2 separate regions of the Homo sapiens genome follow, and region 2 is linked to region 1. A link is a contact called in ENCODE Hi-C data. All regions are on one chromosome and are shown on one strand. Each heading gives the region's core, a stretch centred on a gene start or an enhancer-like site at or near the end of the contact. The rest is flanking DNA. Distances are from core to core; before and after follow the strand shown. Region 1 overlaps TNIK (TRAF2 and NCK interacting kinase). Region 2 holds the start of PIK3CA (phosphatidylinositol-4,5-bisphosphate 3-kinase catalytic subunit alpha).

The links. A loop is a pair of places that touch in the nucleus more often than their neighbours do. Pooled maps may share reads with other maps.
Region 2: a pooled map shows a loop between it and region 1 (26-fold over the local background). The contact joins the promoter of PIK3CA here to the enhancer-like site in region 1. A Hi-C loop is called at or near these places in 4 of 50 pooled maps.

Annotation. Positions count from the first base shown.
Region 1 is chr3:171,247,534-171,250,413 of GRCh38, reverse strand. All of the region lies in intron 2 of TNIK (TRAF2 and NCK interacting kinase), which reads left to right. Among named protein-coding and RNA genes, the nearest start is that of MIR569, 140 kb to the right of the region's middle. Within about 2 kb of position 1,430, at least 2 of the 41 ENCODE cell types and tissues checked have a DNase peak (open chromatin) inside an H3K27ac peak, as active enhancers do.
Region 2 is chr3:179,146,883-179,149,762 of GRCh38, reverse strand. It overlaps PIK3CA (phosphatidylinositol-4,5-bisphosphate 3-kinase catalytic subunit alpha), which reads right to left and starts at 1,406. Exons shown (of 21, transcript NM_006218.4): 1 at 1,160-1,406. PIK3CA-DT (PIK3CA divergent transcript) reads left to right here and starts at 1,790. Exons shown (of 3, transcript NR_125401.1): 1 at 1,790-1,847. RefSeq lists silencers at 782-831, 892-1,361 and enhancers at 543-1,042, 1,852-1,971, 2,582-2,691.

The sequences.
Region 1 (2,880 bases), core at 181-2,680:
TGAATATTTTGGGGGACTAGGGCTTAGGTTACATCTTGGAATTTTTAAGGTACTGGAGCTATTTAACCCAAATCTCACTACCACAAAGAAGCTGTCCATCCATCAACACCATTTTCCCAGGCAAACAAGACTGGGTCAGTCTCTCCAAGGCCTGTCCCATGAAAATTAGAGGGTGCTGGCATTACCAGAAAGCAAAGCTTCCATCCAGGTATGGATGAGCTACTTCTGAGAAGGGAGTAATCAGTATGGACTGAAGTAAATGGGAATTCTTCCTGAACATGTGCCATCAAGCTATAGAGCAGAAGTTGGGTGAAATTTGAAAGGCGGAGTAACAAAGGCAGAAGCATGCAGGCATCGCTAAGAGCTTGGCCTTACCAGCTGGCTGACTTTGGGACTGTGCTTTGCTCTCTTCATTAGTATAATGGGGGTGGTAGTAGCACCTACTTCACATGGGCAATGTGGGGATTAAATAGTAATCATGTAAAACCTTAGCCTGACAAGTTGATATACAGTAAAAGCAAACTATTAGTTACTAGCTCAGTAAGAAACCAGGATAGCTAGGAACAGTTAGGGAGTCTAGGTAGGTTGGGTTGGGTGGGTTGGATTGGTTCCAACTGACAGGGAAAGACGCTACTTGCCTCAAGAGTGGATGAAATAAATAGCTATGGAATAACTGTATATGCTTTCCTGCAGGCTCCTCACTTAATATATATCGTACAAGACAGTAATAGCTAATATCATAGGCAGCAAATTTGACATTTGTTCATTTGTCTTTTTGTAATGAATTATTTGAGGTGAATTATGCTGATGTGTACCACCATCATTCCATTTGAATATGTGTCTTAATGTATAATGTCCTAAGGGCTGCCCAGGACTGGTGAGCAGTAACTCACTGCAGGAGGCCCCTAATTTGCCATTTCCACACCACTGCCCCATCCCTCCAGCCCCCTTAAGTTGGCAGCAGGCCACTCTGTCTTGTCTAGTAATGGTGATGGAGAGCCTGAGTGATTCTTAATCAAAGAAAATGACAACTCCATTTACATTTGTACAGATCTGATATTCACATTTGGATGTATGCCTAAAGGTACCTGGGTTGAAAATATGTGGTGTAACATTGCTTTATCTTCCTAAATCATCCTGACACAGCCTTGGACTTAATAGGGAGTGGGACCCAGAATTATGAAATAATAGCAGACATGCCACTGGAGGCTGAAATTTATGTTTTATGAGATAAAGTGGTTCTTAACTATTTTTGTTGCCATGTTCAATAGCTAGTTACTTTTAATGTTTCTATAATAAGAAAACAGTATGCAAAGATACACTTTAACAGAATTTCATAAGCTCCTACACTATGGGTAATAACCAGAGTTCTGAAAATAAAACCGTTACTTTCACTTGCATTTTAAGTCAGATTGATAGCTTTCTTTCATTTATAACGTCGTCCTAGTCTGAAAGCAAAATCACCATTTTATTATTTCTTATTCAAAGGCTGAAAGAAAAAGGTACCAAGTAAAATGATTTTGTATGACAAGGTCAATAAGACTTGGCAGCAAAGACTTGGATTGAAACTTTAGCCTTGCCATTAACCAGCTGTGATGTTGAATAAGTCATCTAGTCCTTGTCTCACTTGTAAAATGGTATAATATTGATACTATAGTTATATTGCTATTACCTGGAATGACACCCCACTCTTATTATTCACAACCTGGACTTTTTATGACCCAGGTCTGTTTTGCTTTTAAAATCTTAAATGTACAGCATCCCAATCTTAGACCACAGCCTTTGATGCTTCCAGCCTGTACTCCCTCACACCCTACACACCTGTTCTTTGATGTTGACTAAGCCCTCGGGTCTTTTGTCAGTCTCTCAGTCCCCATGAAACTTTAATAACTTGTCTCTCCAGCCTTGGGCCTCATGATTTCTTAGTTTAATCATTTTTAGCCAACATGTACTATCTCCTTTATCCTTTGTTCTTCCATAATATCCACCTTGCAGACCCCTTCCCTAAGGTCAGTCTAGCTGTTTATTTTTCTGCATTTGGGCTGCACAGCTCAACTCAGCACTGCTTAATAATCAACTGTGTATGTACCTGCTCAGTTCCTTCTCCTGTTTTCCCTGGAATAGTTGCTCCCAATCTCCACCACTCTCCTCTCCTCCCTTCCGCTGCCCCTGCCTTCATTGTTCTCCACAGGTGACCTTCTTCTATGCCTTTTAGAAAAACTGGAGCCATTGGACAGGTATCCCTTATTGGGTAAATATCCCACAGGTCTCCCTCTGCCTTTCTTCTCAAACTCATCTTCTTCCCACATTCTTACCTTCTTTCATCCTAACTCAATGTAAAGCTTTTCCCTCTGTGTGAGAGGACTCCTCCTGCTGTTTCTGTTGTCTCCTCCCTTGCCCAGAATTGCCCCTTTCCTCCCAGCCTGCAGTCATCTTCAGCGAGACCTCAGGACTAGTTTCATCTCTTTTCAGACCAAGCAACTTTTTTCTACCCTCTTTGCCTCCACATAGTCACCTCCCATTTTTTCCTTCACTCTATACAAACTGATGTCTGTCCCTGCATTGCTGTGTAAGGTCCCAGGGGCTTCATAATTGCCAGATTGAATGAGCTCTTTTTAGTCTTTATTTCACTTGGTCTTCTGTAGCACTGGCTCTGACCATACCCTCCTTTTTGAAACTCATCACATCCTCCTTCCTGAAACTTTCTCTTTCCTTGATTTGCAGTCATATTGCTGCTTTCTTTTTTCCCACCCGCTGGTTGTTTTTTCTTGGGGTTCATTGCAAGTCCTTCTGTCTCTGTAGACTGACTTGACCTCCTGAAGCCCAGTCTTCTCCACTGGACTAATGGACACATCTGTCTGGATGTCTACCCGGCCCCCG
Region 2 (2,880 bases), core at 157-2,656, 7.9 Mb before region 1:
AGTCGCAGTAGAAATAATCCCCTGAGATAACCTGGAATTTACCTACCCAAGTATTCTAAGGGGTTCTCCCCGGCCACACAAACTATGATTCAAAACATCGTTCCGAAAACCCAGGTCCTGCATGTGCACAAAGGCGCAGTGCTGGAATGAGGAAGCTTCACCAAGATGAAATCACAACTCTAATTCATTAAAGAATATGCAGACTGTTTTCTAGAAAGACCCTCTTGTTGCGCTCCCTTTACCCTACCCTTTATTTAACCATGTAAACAGTCTCAATTATTGACATAAAAAAATAGCTTTCGATTCCCAAGTCTGGTAACACGGTTGGCCACCATCACTATTCCTTTAGCATCCTAAAATAAACCCCTCGAGCCGAGGTCAAAAACACGCCGGCTGAACGTCTGGTGTTTACATAGCCCAATCCCGGGCCCTACCCTACCTTTCCGAGCCACTTAAGAGCCATGGAACAGGCATCACATAATACACTTAGTAAAGAGACAAGTCACATGAGTCAGTGTCTCAGGTCTATGAATGAAAGATCTAAGCGTTTGTCTCAGCTAAAAGGAAAAAACAACCTCGAAAGGAAGGGTGGGAGGGGAGCTGGCGGGGGTGAGGGGAGCGGTGTTCCTTCCATACCCCTGCCGGGCGATTTAAACCCAGTAAGAGGCAAACGCAGGGCCGCCAGGCTGGCGGGGCCGGAGTCCTCGGGCGTGACAGCCCCTCAAGAAAAGCTCGCGGTTTCGCGCCCGCGTCCCTTGAGCCGCAGTCCTCGCGGCAGCCCCTCCACCCGCGGGCTGGGTGGGCGTGCAGGGCGCGGGAGACAGAGCCACCGCGGCCGGGGCGGCGGCCCTGGGCGCACTTCCTCAACCTCCAGCCGCCCCGTCCCCAAAACTGGGAGTAGAAGCAAAGGAAGAGCGAGGCGGCAGCCAGAGAGAAAGGAGAGGGAGCGGCGAGCCCTCGCCTCTGCAGCTAGGAGAGGCCAGAGGCAGGCGAGGGAGAGGGTGCGGCGATCGCAGGCGAACTCCGCCGCGGGCCGACGCTGGGAGACGACCAGCCCGTAGCCTCCGCCCAACACGGCGGGCGCGCCCGGGAGTCTCCGGCACCCACCCGGTCCCCATTCCCACCGCACCCGCTACCGGCCAGTCCGCGCTCTACTCACGCTCGGGGCTCTTCCAGGCTCCGCGGCTCTAACCGCATCGGGTCCCAGCCCCGCGGGCGGCGGCGGCGGCGCCGAGGGAGAGGAGAGCGGGCGGCACGGCCCCCGCCTCCCGGCCCCTCTCCCCCGCCGCTCCGGAGCTGCCCGGCCGGGCCCGAGCCCTGCCTCGCCGGCGGCCCCAGCCCCAGTCCCAGCGGCCGCGGCAGCAGCAGCCCGACACCTCAGCGGCCGCAGCGGCGGCACCGGAACTGCCGCTTTCTACTTCTCGCTCCCTCTCCTCGCTAGCCCCCGCCACACGCCCCCGCCCCCGACTCCTTTCTCCGTCGCCCCTGTTTTTTTTTCCTTTTGTTTCCAGAATAAACTTTATTGGTCTCTTTTTCCGCTCACATCGTGTAAACAAACAACGAACTCTTCCCCACCCCCTCGGCCCCCCCCCTCCTCCGGCAGAAGAGGGTAAGAGCTGAGGAGGGGCAGAGCCTACAATCCCCCGGAAGCAGATGCGCAAAGAAGCGGAAGCGAAATTGAGGCGAGGAGGAGCAGGGAGTGGGCAAATAGGGTAACAATATGTGCTACTGCGCCTGCGTCTTGCTTTTCCGCCCGAAGTTTATGTACAGTTGGGGCTGCTCTTCTGACGTTTGTTTAATGATCCGTCTTCTGCAGTAGTGAGGGTGTTGTGTCATCCTAGGACAGCGTACGTGTAGTATATTTGTTTCTACGAGCAGCAGGCGAGCTGGGGTAGAGATATAGAAAGGAATATTGGGAGCAAGTGGGTTATTTCACTTTTACACCCATAGAGGAAACGAGATTAGTTCGGGGGTGAGAGGAGGTGCGGTGGCTAACCGCCGCTGTCAGTGGCTAACCAGCGTGGTTATGGATTCTATAATAGAAAGAATGCTTTTTACAAAGCGTTGCTGTGCGTTCTTCTGCCGACATGGTTTAAGTTGTATACCATCCCGAAGGCGGAATGCACTGTCACAGCCCTCTGCAGTCCTTTGACTCACTTCGTGGAGACCTTTTGCTATGCCCTCATTTTTTTTTTTAAATCGAATTCTGATTCGAAGCAGCTTGTAGGATTCAATTCTAACTATTCAGAAGACGTGGGGGATTTTTCGCGTAATGCCAACAGAGACTTCAGAAATGTCATATAGGCTATAGATTTGATTCAAGGTAGTGTCTTGGTGCTGCGTACCTTAGAAGTCTGTTTGCTTGAGAGTAAATCAATCTGTTGACTTTTGAGATTACTACTGATAAGGGTTCGGTACTGTGCGTTTTTCTCCCCCTACTGGTCTTTTGTTGTAATATTGGAAAAGCGTAGGAGCAGTGATTAGAAGTCTGAGATACAAGTACTCCAGCATCGGTTCCTCCTTGAATTTTTAAGTAATAGAGGGCTTGGGAAGTGACCCATCCTAGAGATGTTACAGTCCTACTTGTCCTCTAGAGCAAAACTCTGACCAATAACAGTCTTCTCGAACACCGCACGTCCGTCCATACCCCAATGGTAAATGAGATGGATCTGTTCCTCTTTGTGGTCGTAGTTTCACTTGACTGTATTTCTTTCTTTTCTGTGTTTTCTTTCTTTCGTCCTTTTTCTCCCTTTAGCTCGGATTTTCATCTCACATTCCAGGGGTTTGTGTTTCTAAATGTTTTTCTCGAACCAATGTTCTTCAACAGTTTTAGAACACTGTTACTCCAGAGTACAGATTTTTTTAAAAAAGGAACACTGA